2 separate regions of the Mus musculus genome follow, and region 1 is linked to region 2. A link is a loop called in an ENCODE intact Hi-C map of the cell type or tissue named here. Cell type or tissue: left cerebral cortex. All regions are shown on one strand.

Region 1 (8,000 bases), 76 kb after region 2:
ATCTGGAAGCCTCAGCTGATGCTCAACACACTGACTGGTTCTCACAGGGGACCGTGGGGGATGGGGGACAGTGACTTAGCAGCCAGGAGAGGTCTCTTGGATACTGGGAGAGCTGTCACTGTGATTCATGGCTCCTCTGACATCACAGAGCGCTTTTTGTGATGCAAAGTCAAACATTGTCTAGACACACACTGGGGGCCAAGGGACACAGAGTTGTCCTGTGTGGCTGGTTGAAAGTTGAATACGACAGACATGGAAGCATATGGTTCCCATCATGCGCTGAGACTTGTGTTTTCTCGGGTGTGACACACTTAAGAGGGGGTAATATATAAAAGACTGTCACAAGTCAGGGAAGAAGTTATGCTTACCGGTCGGTCCCTTGAGCAGGAACCAGTACACAACACAAGGCTACCAGCAAATGCTCAGGTTGGAGCAGGCAGAGGGAACAGGTATGCACAGAGGTCTTTAGGGTGGCCTTTGAAGGAATGACAGGGTGAGGCAAGCCAAACAAGTTTAGGGTTGGCTAACTGAAAGTTTCAGAGGGTTCTGGGCTGTCCCTAGCTGCATCCAACCTTCGCAGGGGCATTTAGAGCAGGTGTGCAGTGACCCAGTGACCAATGAGAATGGTGCTGAATCTGCTCTGGGCTGGATCTGGTTTGTACTGAGACACTGCAGGCAAGCAGTCTGGAGGTTGGCCACCCTGGCAAAAAGCATTGTCAGAAATTGTCACCATTGTCAGCAAGGATATTAAATGCTGAAACACCAGAATACACAGCCTAAAAGGCCTGGTTAGAATGCACACAGACAAAACAAACACACACACACACACACACACACACACACACGTACATGCACTCGCACATACCAACACATGTGCCTTCTCCATCCTGGAAGTAGCCATTGCCTCCTTTTCCCAGAGCAGGCCCTCTGTGCCCTTTAATTGCCAAGAGCATTTTGGAAACTTCAGTGATGTAGTTAAAAAAAAACAAAAACAAACCAAAAAACCCCCAAGTGTTATAATTATGCACTGTTGTGTATATTTTTGCCTTTACATCTTACTTGGAAACTACAAAAACCAAATAGAGGAAAACAAGAGGCCCAGGCAAACAGCCAGCATCCCGTGGGCAGAGCCAGCCGGGGCTCAAAAGGGAGGGTGGCCTCTTCAATGTCACTGGTTTTTCCACTTGCACAGGGGAAAAGGCCCTGGCACTTGCCTACACAGGTATCCCCAATGGCCACCACGTTTCCCGTGCTGTATCCTGGGAGGCCTGGTGAGGAAGGAGCCTGCCGTGTGTGAGGCCTGGTTTAGTCAGCCCTGGGTTCTACTTGGGAGATCATGGGTTCCCCTCCCACGGTCCATCCCAGAGACCTCCACATCAGTGAGACACCAGAAGGTCTGTGTGAAGATCCTCTGATGTCTAAGAGTGGGTATTAACCTGACACACCCAGTAAAAGGGAGCCCCAGTTGAGACATTGCCTCCATTAGATTGTCCCCTGGCCACACCTGTGGATTATTTCTGGGTTGCTACTTGATGTAGAAGGACACTGTGGGCGGTGCCATCCCTAGGCAGGTGCTTTGGGGCTGTATAAGAAAGCTACCTAAGCATGAGCCAGGGAGTGAGTCAGAAACCTACCCCAGCACTGCCCCATGGCCTCTGCTTCAGTTCCCACTTCAGCACCCTGTTTAAGCTCCCTCTGGATTTCCTCAAAGATGGATTATAAGCCAAGTAAGCTCCTTCCTTCCCCACAAGCTACTTTCAGTCCGTGTTTTATCACAACAGCAGAAAATTGAACTTGCTGTAAACCACTCATTCTCAAAGGAAAGGCCTTCAGCTGCACAATGGCAGAGGACATGCAACACAACAGAGCCTGTTCTTGAACAGACTTTGTGAATGGGGTCTGGCTGTTTGTGCTAAGGAAAGCTTTGCCTCCACATGGCTGCATTTACTTAGTTTTTGATTGACCCTGGTACAGCCAGTCTTTCAGTAGCAGCTGCTTCAGCCAGCCAGCGCTAAGAAGTGTCAACAACTGTACCTCTTCCTCTCTACCAACTTCCCTGCCTTTCCCAGCAGACAGGGCACGGCCTTTTCTTCTTTTCTTGAGATTCGGCTGTGTGTGAGTGTGAGCCTCGCATGTGGCTGTTTACGTTTGTGTGAATGCGTGTGTATGGAGGTCAGAGGACAACCTTGGTAGCCATCCATCTTCCTTTCTCTTGCTTGCCTGGAGCTCAGCAATTAGGCAAAAGTGACCTTGGGGATTCTGTCTTTGCCTCTCAGGGCTGGGATCACAAGCACAAGAGGACACCCTGGATTTTGGCACAGAATTCATGACCTCCTGCTTGTGAGGCAAGTACTTTGTCAGCTCAGCTGCCCCCCACCCCACCCCAGCCAAGGACCTGAAGTATTTAAATATGCATAGAGCACTACATTCAGAGCAAAGCCCGCTCTTCTTAGCATCCCTTGCAGCTCAGTGCAGCTACAGCCTCCCTTGCAGCTCAGTGCAGCTACAGCCTCCCTTGCAGCTCAGTGCAGCTACAGCCTCCCTTGCAGCTCAGTGCAGCTACAGCCTCCCTTGCAGCTCAGTGCAGCTACAGCCTCCCTTGCAGCTCAGTGCAGCTACAGCCTCCCTTGCAGCTCAGTGCAATGTACAGAAAGAAAATTAAGGTCTCGTAGACTTCAGAGAGAGTTTTTAAGCAATGGGGTTCTTTAACTCCTACCTTTCTCTTGGTCTCATGGCTCTGTGTGTAAGAGTGCCACTGATCTCCAAGTGGCCCCAGTGAATGAGGACCACCTACTGAGTGAAACAGGAGCCTTGGCCTTGTGGGGCTGTTTACTCTCAAACAGTTCTACCAGAAGAAAACCACAGCTGGATTGAGGTCCTCACTGGTACAGAAAGAAGCCTTAGCATGGTACTCTGCTGCCTGACTCACTCAGAGAGGCCACTCTGGGGTCCTTGTGGGAAACACCACCCCATATTAGAGTAGCACAGACCATGTTTCCTGCATCTTGACACCGCCTCACCCCTGCAAGGCAAGGAAAGACTCAGGCTTTGGAAAATACAAATATAAATTTTCTCTAGATTTTCTTTCTCAGCCATGAGCAAAATCTTTGTGTGATGACACCGTGATTAAAAAGAGGGTTCAAGGGCTGGAGAGATGGCTCAGAGGCTAAGAGCAGTGGCTGCTCTTCTAGAGGTCCTGAGTTCAATTCCCAGCACCAACTATAATGATATCTGGTGACATTTTCTGGTGTGCAGGCAAACATGCAAGCAGAACATTGTATACATAATCAATCAATCAATCAATCAATCAATCAATAAACCAACCAACCAACCAACCAACCAATCTTTAAAAAGAAAGAAGGAAAAGACAGTTCAATTCTTATTCCACACAGAAAATAGGAAAAGAAAAAAAAATCCAGTAGCCTGATCTGAGTCAGACTCCCTGCTTTTCCTGCACTCCCTGTGAGGATAAGAGCCCACGTGTGTGTATGCACACCAACACACACTCTTGCTCATGCACTGCGCCTCACTCCCCATCCCCCCATGCCCCCTCTCTCACACTCCCTACCTCACCCCTCATCTTACTCACTTCAGTTTAGGGAGGGGGAGGAGGGACAGATGGCACCTTGGGATTTCTGCTGGGGCGGAGGAGGATGTAGAGGGTGGGAGGATGCTGCAGAGGGTTGTAGCTTTGTCTCTGTGCCTCTTCCATATGTTGGACTGGGGGCTTTACCTTCCTCCAAGAAGCCTATCCATCATGGGACCCCACCTCAATCCCTGAAGCTCCTGCAGTTCCTGCTCTGGATAGAAGCAGTTCATGGTCCTGAGGTCCTTCTCTCCCCATTCATGGTGATCTCTGGGGTTGAGGCAGGGCTAGGACCCCTCACAACCAATCAGAGTCACTTACTTCATTCTCTGGACCATCCTGTCAATGGCCCCGGACAGGGAGATTCTGCTATTGAGTACTTGGTCGCAGCAGCCCTTTCCATGTGGACGTTCGCTCCACGTCTGGATTTGGTGGAGGAGTTGGCTTGTCGTGGCTGACTAGGGGCAGCGAAGGGTGAGGGACCCTAAAATCGGGCTCACTGACTCCGGCTTTCTGGATAGACTGTGGTGACGAGGAGGTCTGCTCGGAGTATAGCTTAGTAGGGCTCCCTGTATGGAGCCCTCCACTTAATCAGCATGAAACACTGCCTGAGCCAGGAGAAGACGGCCATCAATGAAAGGGGGCCATGGGGACTAGTGAGTCCTGCCCACAAGGACCCCAATCGTTCCAGTTAATGTCTGCTCTTGGGTCCTGAGCAGGTAAGTTTTGGGTGACAATCTTCCTAGGGTGAGTATGAGGCACAGATGCCACGGAGCTATGCTCATAACTCACCCTGTCACCCTGGTTTCTGGGCTGCTGTCTCTGCATCCGCATTTCTGTAGATGTGAACAGCCACACATGTTGTACCTCTAAACAGGTAAAATATATCTTTTTCCGTTGTTTTCTCTTCTTTTGTCTTCCTCCTCGGCTCCTAAAGGTCTGTGTGGAAGGCAGCTTCCCCAGAATCTATTTCTCAATAGCACAACACCGAGAAGGATCAGATGGGAGAACACACACACACACACACACACACACACACACACACACACACACACACACATTAAAACGACTCCACGCAAATGGCAAGAACTACTGGAAAACCTCACAGCAGCTGGGAAATACTGCTGGGAGGGAGAATAGTGCCCCACCTCCACAGCTTTGTGAGTTCCTGATAGCATCAACACCAGTGCCTCCTGCTCTGTGAAGACCCACTCTCGGACACCTCCCGAGCCACCTGGACCTTGCTAAATTCCAGGCTCTGCTCAGAAGGGCCTGGGAGGTTCCCAAAACCTTCTCTTAAACAAGTGAGATGGGAAAAGCCGTTAGCTGGAAGTGAGGCTTTGTGAGGTCACCCGCAGTCCTCGCTGCAGCCTGAGAGACTGGCCACTGGCAGGTGACCTTTTCCCCAGGGAAATGACCTCTTGGGTGACTGAGCTTTTGGGTGAGCGACCTCTCCAGTCAGTGATTGCCTCAGTAAGTGACACTGTCAGGTATGAAATGTCCTTGGGTTGGAGTCCTCTTCAGGGCCACCTGGCAGGAACACGGTGAATCTAGGATTTAAACGCAGATCTCTTCGCGCCTACAGTCCCCAGTCTAATACCATGGTGACTTCAGCTGCCCAGATGATTTTTTCCAATAAAATTTTAGTGTATTTCATCATGTCTCAGTAATTAATCATGGTTGTAAAATCATGGAAAATTAATTATGAGATCTACTCCCCTTCAGCAACCCTGAGCTATGAACACTGACCTTGTGTTAGCCTGTCCTGATTGAGCTGAAGTGAGATACTGTCACCGATGCCTGGCTCTGGAAGGAGAGTCAATGCCAAGCATCCATCACGTGAGCTCTTACCGCTAAGAGCTCGGCAGAAACCAGAAAGCACTTACAGCGGCCTCAGACTGCAGCGATTTTCTTGGTTCCAGCAGAACCTTTGCCAGAGAGTAACCCAGGCCTGCAGTGTTTGCTATCACCTGGGAAGGGATGCTACCGGGTGCCACTGAAGACAGACTGTTTCCCTGGGTGGGAACCCTAAGCCAGGCCAGCTCAGCCTTGGACAGACCCCCACACTAGAAAATTCCACCGCGGATGCGCCTCACATGGCTGGGCTCTGGGGCCAGGAGGATGCACATCAGTTCCTGCGGCTCCTTGTCTTGGTGGGGAGAGAAATCACGAGAGAGAACCCAGAACAGGACTCTGGGGGGTGGGACAGCCAAAGGGAGGGTCAGAGGTCAGAGGCCAGATGTGTGTTAGTGAGCTCTGCTCCGTGCCCACTCTTGTCATGATCCATGTGTTTGACAACTTGCTTTGAAGGTGGTGGGACAAGTAAATAGAATTTCCAAAAAAGTCCTCTACTTTAACAGAGAAAAGCCATAACTCCAGGGGACCCAAAACTGGAGTTGAACTAGCAAGCAGGCTCTGCTGCTGGGGAGACAGGGTTTCTTAAAGGATGGTTTATCTACCCATCTTCACTGTGGGATAGGGGCATTGTGGGGTGGGAACACTGTGGGGAGGAAACACTGAGGGGTGGGAGCACTGTGAGGTGGGAGCACTGTAGGGTGGGAACACTGTGAGGTGGGAGCACCGTGGGGTAGGAGCACTGTGTGGTATGAACACCTTGGAGTGGAAGCACTGTGGGGTGGGAACACTGGTGTGATAACACTGTGAGGCAGGAGAACTATGGGGTGGGAACATTGTAGGGTAGTCACCCTGTGAGATGGGAACACTGTGAGGTAGGAGCACTGTGGAGTGGGAGCAATGTGGAATATGAACACTGATGGGTGGGAGCACTGTAAGGTGGTGACACTGGGTTGGGAGCACTGTGGGGTGGTAACACTGTGAGGTGGGAGCACTGTGGGGTGGGAACACTGTGAGGTGGGAGCACCATGGAGTAGGAGCACTGTAGGGTGGGAGCACTGTGGGGATGGTAACACTGTGGGACAGTAACACTGCAGAATGGGAACACTGTGAGGTAGGGGCACCGTAGGGTAGGAGCACTGTGTGGTATGAACACCTTGGAGTGGAAGCACTGTGGGGTGGTAACACTGTAGGGTAGTAACCCTGTGAGATGGGAACACTGTGAGGTGGGAGCACTGAGGGATAGGAGCACTGTGGAGTGGGAGCAGTGTGGAGTATGAACACTGATGGGTGGGAGCACTGTGAGGTGGTGACACTGGGGTGGAAGCACTGTAGGATGGTAACACTGTGAGGTGGGAGCACTGTGGGGTGGGAACACTGTGAGGTGGGAGCACTGTGGGGTGGGAACACTGTGAGGTGGGAGCACTGTGGGGTGGGAACACTGTGAGGTGGGAACACTGGGGAAGGAGCACTGTGGGGTATGAACACCGTGGAGTGGGAGCACCATGGGGGTAGGAGCACTAAAGGGTGGAAGCACTGTGGGGTGGTATTACTGTGGGGTGGGAGCACCATAGGGTGGAAACACTGTGGGTTAGGGACAGTGTGGGATGGGAACACTGTGGGGTGGGAACACTTTGGGCAGGGACTGAACTCTGCTCTCCCTGAGAAGCCCAGGATGTCTCCTCACAGCCGATCTCTCTTGTGTTCTGTGAGCAGCTGGTGGGAGGATGCCAGCCTCACCTCCCCCTCGGCCTCCAGAATTTCCTCAGAGCCTCCCTGTCCCATGGGTCACCTTAGGTGCTGGACACAGCATGACTTCAGAATACCTTGGAGGTCTAATCGTAGCATCCAGACATAAAGGCCAGGTTGGCTTTGGGAAGGTGCAGATCTACAGAGACAGTCTGGGGGACCTGGGCTGTAATCGACCGGTCATGTTGTGTGACACCCGAGCCAGAAGCAGGTGGCAGATGGCCATAGAGGACAGAACTCTGTAAACAGCCCTTTGAAGCCTCCAGGCCTCCAGACCAGGCAGGATGATCTCGTGTTTCCTGCCTCCTCTCCCAGGTCAGCCCTCACACGATGGCGATGGCGAGTGCTGCAGTCCACCCACCTGCCTACACAGGGCAGCACCTCTGGGGGTGGGGTCAGCCCTGGGGACTGCTGGGTAGGGAGGTGGAGCAGGACCAGGTGAATGGTTGCCTGCCATCCTCCCACAGGTGCCCAAGGCAGGGATGTCACTCAGCTGTCATCTCCAGTCAAATGGGAGGAATCCTGACGCTCTTCCCCCAATTTTGCTGTGTTGTCTTGAGGGTACAAGGAGGCAGGAGGCCCAGCAATCTGGGGGCCGAACGAGCACAGTGTGTGCAGGACCTGGGCGGTTTCTGCTGTGACTATTTTAGTTGACTAAGAGTTGTTTTATTGCAATCCAGGGAAAGGAAAATTCTGTCCCTTTGTTGTGAAACAGTTTTTGCGTGACACTGACTTAGCTGAAATTAGTTTTTCTTATACAAGTGTATCCCCCTGTAGTGAAACCTGAACCAGCAGCTGAGTCAAGTCTCTG
Region 2 (8,000 bases):
AACCCTGCTGTCGGCCTTGCTCATTGGCTCACACTGCCTTCTCCTCAGTACCCTCCTGGGAAAACATGCTGAATGGATGCTGCCACACTGCTGGCCACAAGCTGCCGTGTGACTGACCAGCCAGCTCCACCTTTGGCCCAGAGATGGCTTTGCCTGCTTACAGTTGGCATCTGGTGTGACAGGCCAGAGCCCATGGTTAAATATTTTGATTCTCAACCTTGAAGCTCTAGTTTAGAGGCTGCTATGCGGGTGAGACCAGAAGCCAGCAGAGGGTTGAGGGAGGCAGAGACCTCTCTCCCAGTGGGAGGAGGGGAACCCAGCAGTTGGACCTTTTGCTCTCCGTAGCTCTGGTATGAATTTGGCTTCAGCTCTGGCCTCTAAACGGTGGGAATGTAACACCGGGTGCTCATAAACAGGGATAGAAAGGGTTTCTGCCTAAGTTGTCATGAACTTAAGTTTCAGCATAAGTTGGGGGTGGGGAGGTGGCTCTGTGGACAAGATCCCTAGCTGTCCTTGCACAAAGACCTCAGCACCCATGCAAGAAGCTGGGTGTGGCTGCGTGGGTGCCTGTAGCCCCAGGGCTGTGAGGGCGGAGACAGGAGGACTGCTGGGCTTGCTGGATGCTTGCCTAGCTCTGGACCCAGTCACAGACCCTTTCTCAAGGGGGCTGGGGGTTGGGGTAAAGCAGATTGATGGTTCAGGATATCTGACATTCTCCTCTGGCCTGGGTGTGCATACCAGCACATACTTGCACACACAGCACACATGTATCACACACATAGACCTACATATACCACACACACACACACACACACACACACACACACACACACACACGGGTTGGTTGGGGAGGAGGAGGAGAGAGAAATGAATTAGTAAAGGCAAGGATAGCGTTGGAAGTTTGGATGTGAAAACAATTGGGAGAGAGCTTATGTGAGGTGGCTGTGTGCGAGGGGGCGGGGGTGTTGGAAAAAGGAGGGAAGTCTTCCCAGCACCTGCTTGTCCAGTTGTCCCTGATTTCCAACCCTGGCGCCTCTGGTGGGATAGCTGTGGGCTGTGAGGGTTTCTCTTGACTTCCAGTGGTGTTGGGGTTAGTAAAGTTCCTCCGCTGTGTCCTCAGGACCTTTCTGGAGATGAGCAGCTAAGGAGGAGGGGGCTCTCAGACCACTGTGGCTCCATCCCATAGGCAAAAGGGGAAAGGAGATGCTCTCCCTCTCTCTGCTTCCTGACTGCGCTTGGGATGCCAGCAGCACCGGCTGCCTTTAACTCTGGGCTCAAGTGAACTCTTTGTCCCTTAGAAGGGGATTGGAGCCAAGAGCCACATGCGTGTTCTCTCCCCCTCCCCCATCTTTCCCTTTCTCCTCTGGCTGCCATGATATAAACAGACCTTGTTTGATGACGGGTTTAACTGTGAGCCCAAATAAGCCCACCTCCTGAAAGTTGTCCTCTCTGGTAGTTTGCTACTTAGGACCCTATGCTCCAGTTTGGATATGTGACCCAGAGTTGGCTAATGCATGCAATCTGTGTCCTGACTAGGAATTGGTCAGACATGAGCCCATGATACTTTGGTGGACCAATCAGACCAGGCCAAAGATTTTCTTTTGAGCTCTTGAATGAGGGCAACTTCTACTGGGTGACTGGGGAGCTATGGAGGCCACAATGGGCAGGAAATGGAAGCAGGCAACCTGGGAGGGAGAGGTAGGATTCCAAAGCGGTTCCCAAGATTCCTACTGTCACTGTCCCTTTGGATGTGTGCAGGACTATGGCACAATGGTTTCACCCTAGGACAAGGCTGTGGCAAGGGATTTTGCAGATAGGATTAAGCTCCCAAGTCAGTTAATAGAATTTACTGGAAGGGAGATTGTCTTGCTTAGGCCCAGTTAATCAGGCACAAGCCTCAAGGGGCTTGGGTTCTTTCTAGAATAATGATCTCTAGCTGGTCGTAAAGGGAGGGGTACATCGTCATCTTCGGGAGGCCACATGGTGCAGATTATCCTGACTGACAGTAAATATTCAGAATCTCGGGCTGGCATGTACTTCAGTTGGTAGAGTGATTGCCTAGTGTGCACGAAGCCTTGGGCTTTCATCCCAGCACACTAGGCAGATGCATGGCTCTAATTCTGCATTCCAGGAGTGGCGGTGCATGGCTCTAATTCTGGCCTTAGGAAGATGAGGCAGGAGAACAAGAAGTTCAAGATTGTTTGAGGCCAGCCTGGGCTATGTGAGACTCTCTCAAAGACAAAAGCTGCCGGGCGTGGTGGCGCACGTTTAATCCCAGCACTCGGGAGGCAGAGGCAGGCGGATTTCTGAGTTCAAGGCCAGCCTGGTCTACAAAGTGAGTTCCAGGACAGCCAGAGCTATACAGAGAAACCCTGTCTCAAGAAACAAACAAACAAAAAAAAAGACAAAAGCTGTCCTTGAAATCTTAGCCCCCACCCCTACCACAAGGAACTGAATTCTGGAAACTACAGTCACAGCCTTGCCTGCTGTCAGGCCAGGCCTCCATTTCAGCCCGCTGTGACACTGAACAGATGATAAGGAAGCCCATAGCCAGACCCTTGGGACCAGTGGGGAAATTAACAGCATTGTTCTATACTGTGTGGGGTGACTTATGCAATGCTCTATACTGTGTGGAGTGACTTATGCAATGCTCTATACTGTGTGGAGTGACTTATGCAATGCTAGGAAGTGAAGGCAGGTTCAAGCACCTAGATCATGCTGTGCCTGAAGCCACATTGTCACACATAGACTTTAGGTCATGTCAGCCTATAAGGTGCTCTCCTCCTCCTCTTCCTCCTCTCCCTCCTCCTCCTCCTCTTCCTCCTCTCCCTCCTCCTCCTCTTTTAAACTCAATTCTTTTAAAAACTCATTTATTAATCATCTTCTTGCTACTGTGTTTCTGTAGTGTATATAGGGTGCTAGGTGTGTGGAGGTCAGAGGTCAGTTTGTAGGTGTTCTCTCCTTCTACCTTGGGATCCTGGATTTGAACCCAGGCCATTAGGCTTGCTCCCGAGGGCTTTTACCCACAGACCCGTTTTAAGGCCTTGATTCTTGACAAATATCCAGGATTGCATCCCATGGATGGGCCTAGTCCACGTGCCTGATCTATGTGGTCACTTACTGAGCCTGGGATCCTCTCTGGTTCCAGGACTGAGCTGTGACTTGTGCGTGTGGTGTGACTCATATGTCCGATGTCCTGCACAGCAGCTCCAGGGATGTGCCATCTGTCTATAGCCTCTGGACTCCTCCTGGCACCTCTCGTGGGGCCCTTCAGGGCATGAGTGGATAGTGTGTTTATTGGAGGGAGATTGACACACATTTTCCACAAAGGCCTAAGTAGTAAATAGTTACGTGTTACAAGCCGCAGATGGTCTTCTTTTGTACACATTCTTTTTCTGTTCAACGCCTGTTTAAAATTGGCAACGCCATTCTTAGTCTGTGGGCCACAGGAAGCAGAGGAGTTAGATCCGGCCTGTGGGCTGCAGGTGGCTCATTCTGTCTTGGAACACAGACTGGAGCCAAATTCTTGGGCTTGAACCTCCAGCCCCAATCATCTGAGACGCAGAGCAAGGGCTTCAGGCATATTCCCTGTGTGGAAAGGGGGATCTGAGAGAGTCCACCTCTTGAGGTGATTATGACGTCAAATGAACTGAGATGCAAGGCTGTGGCTGTGTTTGGGCCGAGACAGGGCTTCCAATTATTCTTTTTGTTTGTTTTTTGGGTTTTTTTTTTTTTGTTTTGTTTTTTTGTTTTGTTTTGTTTTTCGAGACAGGGTTTCTCTGTATAGCCCTGGCTGTCCTGGAACTCACTTTGTAGACCAGGCTGGCCTCGAACTCACAAATCTGCCTGCCTCTGCCTCCAGAGTGCTGGGATTAAAGGTGTGTGCCACCACGCCCGGCAATTGTTTTCCAATTATTCTTGGCATGGTCTTTAATGGCTGCTTCTTTCCCACCTTGCAAACTCCCAGCTGGGTGAGACAGTCTCTTGGGTCAGATTGTAGGACTGGACCTCTGGGTTTCTCCAAATCTCTGTATCCATCCAGAATGACTGTAGGTGGATAACTTAGATAATGGATAGGGGCTCCCCTTCACCCACACCTGTGGAGTGTGGCACTCTCATAGTGGCACTGGGAGGGAGATGGTAACTCCCCTGGGGCCTGACAGAACACAGCGAGGTAAGATGGGCTCAGCTCCATCCCCCATCCCACGGTGGATGGGCTCAGCTCCATCCCCCATCCCACGGTGCTGGCAGAACCTCACAACTCCAAGTTCATGCTGGCCCAGAACCCGGCAATGCGATCTCACTTGGAAATCATCTTTGATGTAAACAATTAAGGTGAGCTCAGCGTTCGCTAGCGTGAGACCTGCTCCCATTGCCAGTGGGGGAAGACGTGGGGAGCTAGAGAGACCCAGGCAAAAGCCCTGTGAAGCCAAGGACAGATAGCAGAGGCATGCAGCCACAAGCCAGGGAGCCCAGGACTCCTGCAGACCTCGGGAGTTGGAAGAGGCAGGAAGGCTCCTTCCTGAAACCCCAGAGGGAGCTGCTGCTGACTGAAGCTTCTCCTAAAACTCTGGTGCATAGAGAAGCCAGGGAGACAAGCCGGCAGCTTGTGGTTATCAGTATTGGGATCCTAGGAAAGAGACAAGCACACAGTGGGGCTACACCTCTTCCATTTAGGAACTAGACAGTTCCACTAGGGCCTCGACTAGTCCCATCCAGTAAATGGTCTAGAATGTGAGAAGAGCCCCTTCCACTGTCAGGTTTGTAAACACCTCCTCCTGCTTAAGACCCGAGGGAGAATCTTTAGCCAGAACTCAGAAGCATAGACTTGGTTTACGGGTTAGTGTTGGCTCTAGGCATGGTAAAATTTATTTTTATTTTATTTTTTCAAGACAGGGTTTCTCTGTGTAGCCCAGGTCCACTCCTGGCTGTGGATGATTTGAAGGGAGTCGGGGGAGGGGAGGCACGGGACATAATTCACTCCTTCTTCTGCAAGGGAACTTGAGGGAGCACTCCCGGTACATGTAGCTTTTCTGCCCTGGAGGTTGACTGCGGTTAGTGTTGGGGCATCAGAGGAGCCTCAGTGAGAAGTCTGTGCACGTGTCTAGAACCAACACACAGGGGTCCCTGGCTAGAGCAGAACTCAAGCTGGGGATATTCAGCGAGGTTGATCAGAACCCAGTGGCCTGTTCCTCTGGCCCTGGGAAACCCCTAAACTCTGGATTCTGTGGACGGAGACTACAGCTCCTGAGATCCACTCAGCACCTAGGGCTGACCTACCAGGATCCCCTACTTTTCTCTGTGTCCTCCTTGGAGCAGGACCTTGTCTTAGCCCTTGGCTCTGGCCTCTGAGGTACCTTGTCTTCAGGCCCACCCTGTCCCGTAAGTACCAGTGATGACTCATCATTTGGGCTTACTTTTGCTTGGCAGTGGCTTTGTCTGGCACTGGTGCCCACAAGGGCTGGGCAGCCAACCAAGACAGCATCAGAGGCTCCTGGGACAAGCCAGACTCAGCCCACCCAGTCCTTATCCCCTTAGAGAAGGCAGCAAGGGGATGAGAGTGGTCCTGATAACTCACTGCAGATGTTGAGCAAATAGTAAGCTGGCCACAGCTGGTTAAAGCAGGACGGGGCTTTGTTCAGAGACACTGAGCCATCAGGGTCAGGCTTAGCCATGTGTGGACCCCTGACCATCTACCAAGGCCACCATGACACTCTACTGCCCTGGAGGAACCCAAGCCCACACTCAGGCATAGCCATTACCTCTCAAGGCTCCACATCCCATCCTCTATGGAAGGACCCAGAGCAGGGGACCACAGCCATCCACAGAGGAGTCTGGGAATCCACATGGTAATTCCAAAGAGGCGACTTTGGTACCCATTTTATAGCTGGAGAAATGGAGAGCCAAGGCCACACAGCTGAAAGGCATCCTATCCTGAGGTGGATCCTCCTCTGTTACCTCTAGAATCCACCAGTCTGGTAATTTGCCATTTTGAAATTGGTCTGGGCAGGTAGGGACCATCCTGGAGACAAGAGTAAAGTGTCGTGAGGGTATTGGGTGGCTATGAAGGGAAAAAAAAAAACCAGCTGCTTTCAAACACCGCACCACTGCAAAAGGCCTGGTCCGAGCACTCCCTGCAGCCCCATTCCTAGGCCTGTTCATGTTTAGGGAACCTTGGAGCAGAAAGAGCAAGTGACTTTGCTGGAGGTTCTAGAAGATACTTCAGCCTTTCAAAGGCGGTACATGCGACATAGAAAATGGCGCAAACTTCCCTCTGCAACCTTTGCCTCCTGGAGGCCCCGGTGCTGGGCTGGGCTTCAATCGAAGTGAACACTATGTGGCTGAGGCAGCTGAGTGAGTCGTCAGTGTTCAGGTTCAACCTCACAGAAGGACGCAGTGGCAGTCAGGTACTGTCATAGCCTATGCAATGTAGCTGCAGAACGTTCTCACTGAGGTGGGAAGCAGTTTTGCCTGCCCAGTGAAGTTCATGTGCGCATACCTGGTTGGAGGACCCACCCCAGGGTCCACCTTTCAGCTGTGTGACCTTGGTTCTTTATTTCTGTATCTATAAAGTGGCTGCCAAACTCGCCTCTTCCTTTGTTACCTCCAGAATCGTCCAGCGGATCAAATAGGCCTGTATGTAGCATACCACAGAAGGGCCAGCTATGCTGGCAGGAGCTGCCTTGCCTTCCCTTCATCCATCGGATTCCATGTCAGTAACTTTCTAAAGGTCCCCCGTGGCAAAGGAAGACAGAATGAGTGATTTGCTGGCAGCTGCTTTCCTGCAGGTTCCTATGGCTGCAGAAGCCTGGCTCTGGCCTTCCCGGTTGGAGCCCACTCTTTAGGCAGTTAGTGAACTGAGAGCCTTCTCGAGCCTTCAACAGAGCCCACCCGTGGCGAGCCATTAGCAGGCACTGTGAAGATCAGTGGCCACAGGCTCCCTGCCTCAACCAGCAGCAAAGACCTCTAAGCAAGCATTGTTCTGGGGTGACCCACAGACCACGCTGATCCCACAGTGTCACTTCAGAGCAGGAAATCAGGAAGGGAGGGGCCTTCTAGTGCCCAGAGGCTGCCTGCCTGCCTGTGGAGCTTTAGGAAGGGGCTTTGATCATGTGGCCAGGGCTGGCAGCAGCTTTGATGAGACATTTATTCACTCTTATGAGTGGGTGAGGAGTTCCACGGAAAAGCTTCGGACTCTGGGGCCAGAAAGGGTGACGTTTCCCAACTCCTGCTCCCAGGCCCCGAGTTTTGTAGGTAACAAGTTTCTGAGAGCTTGCTGGAAGAAACTTGAATTTGTGCAGGTGGTCCAAGGCTAGCTCAGGGTGGGTGGCTACTGGTTGTTTGCATTTCTCAGTTTGGCCCCTGGACCTGAGGCTTCAGGATCCCCGTGCAACTAATGAGCAAGGTAATCTTGAGTTCCACAACAGGCCACTGCTGAGCCATCTCTGTCTCCTCCACCTTCCAATCCTCCAGGCCCCCAACCTGGTGGTATTTGACAAGCAGGAAAAGGATGGATGAGACTCTGTGGCTGTTGGGATGGCTCACACAGATATTAACACTGGGGAGACGGGGAGCAAGGAGGTTCCAGGGCATGTGTTAGAGAGGGCTTCTGGGATGGATTCTGTGTCTGCCATCCATCAGGTGTTGTGGCTTCTGAAGTCACCTTTCCCCTCTGTTACAAGATGACTGCCAACAGCAACGGAAGTCATCAAGTTTTCTCTTCAGGGCCATTAGCCTCCTTAGCCATGTATCCTTTCCATGCCTGGACCACTCACAAGAGTCAGGGGATTGCTAGATGTCCCTGGCATAGTCATCAAGAATCCTTGGGGCTGGGAACCTTGATGGTGTCCTCTAAACCACTACGGGGCTCTGCACAGGATGTGGGAACCAGAGCCTGGTTAGGCTTCTGTTGTGCCAGAAGGCACACGGTGTAACAGTAGGCAGTCTCCTGGGCAGGGCTATGGGGTACCAGTATATCCTTAGATAAACAGTTGGCACTG

Evidence for each region. Peaks named below come from ENCODE experiments on the same cell type or tissue, not always from the same donor. Only the 100,000 strongest peaks of a DNase experiment are listed, where the experiment ranks them.
Region 1: it touches region 2 in a loop (6-fold over the local background); 5 of 42 quality-filtered maps call a loop at or near these places.

Annotation. Positions count from the first base shown.
Region 1 is chr2:166,237,949-166,245,948 of GRCm38, forward strand. No RefSeq gene overlaps it. Among named protein-coding and RNA genes, the nearest start is that of Gm11468, 32 kb to the right of the region's middle. In left cerebral cortex, no CTCF peak of the experiment used is centred here; DNase peaks (open chromatin) are centred at 88 and 3,581.
Region 2 is chr2:166,162,173-166,170,172 of GRCm38, forward strand. It overlaps Gm30320 (a long non-coding RNA gene), which reads left to right and starts at 261. Exons shown (of 4, transcript XR_866951.1): 1 at 261-350. In left cerebral cortex, no CTCF peak of the experiment used is centred here; DNase peaks (open chromatin) are centred at 3,409 and 5,447.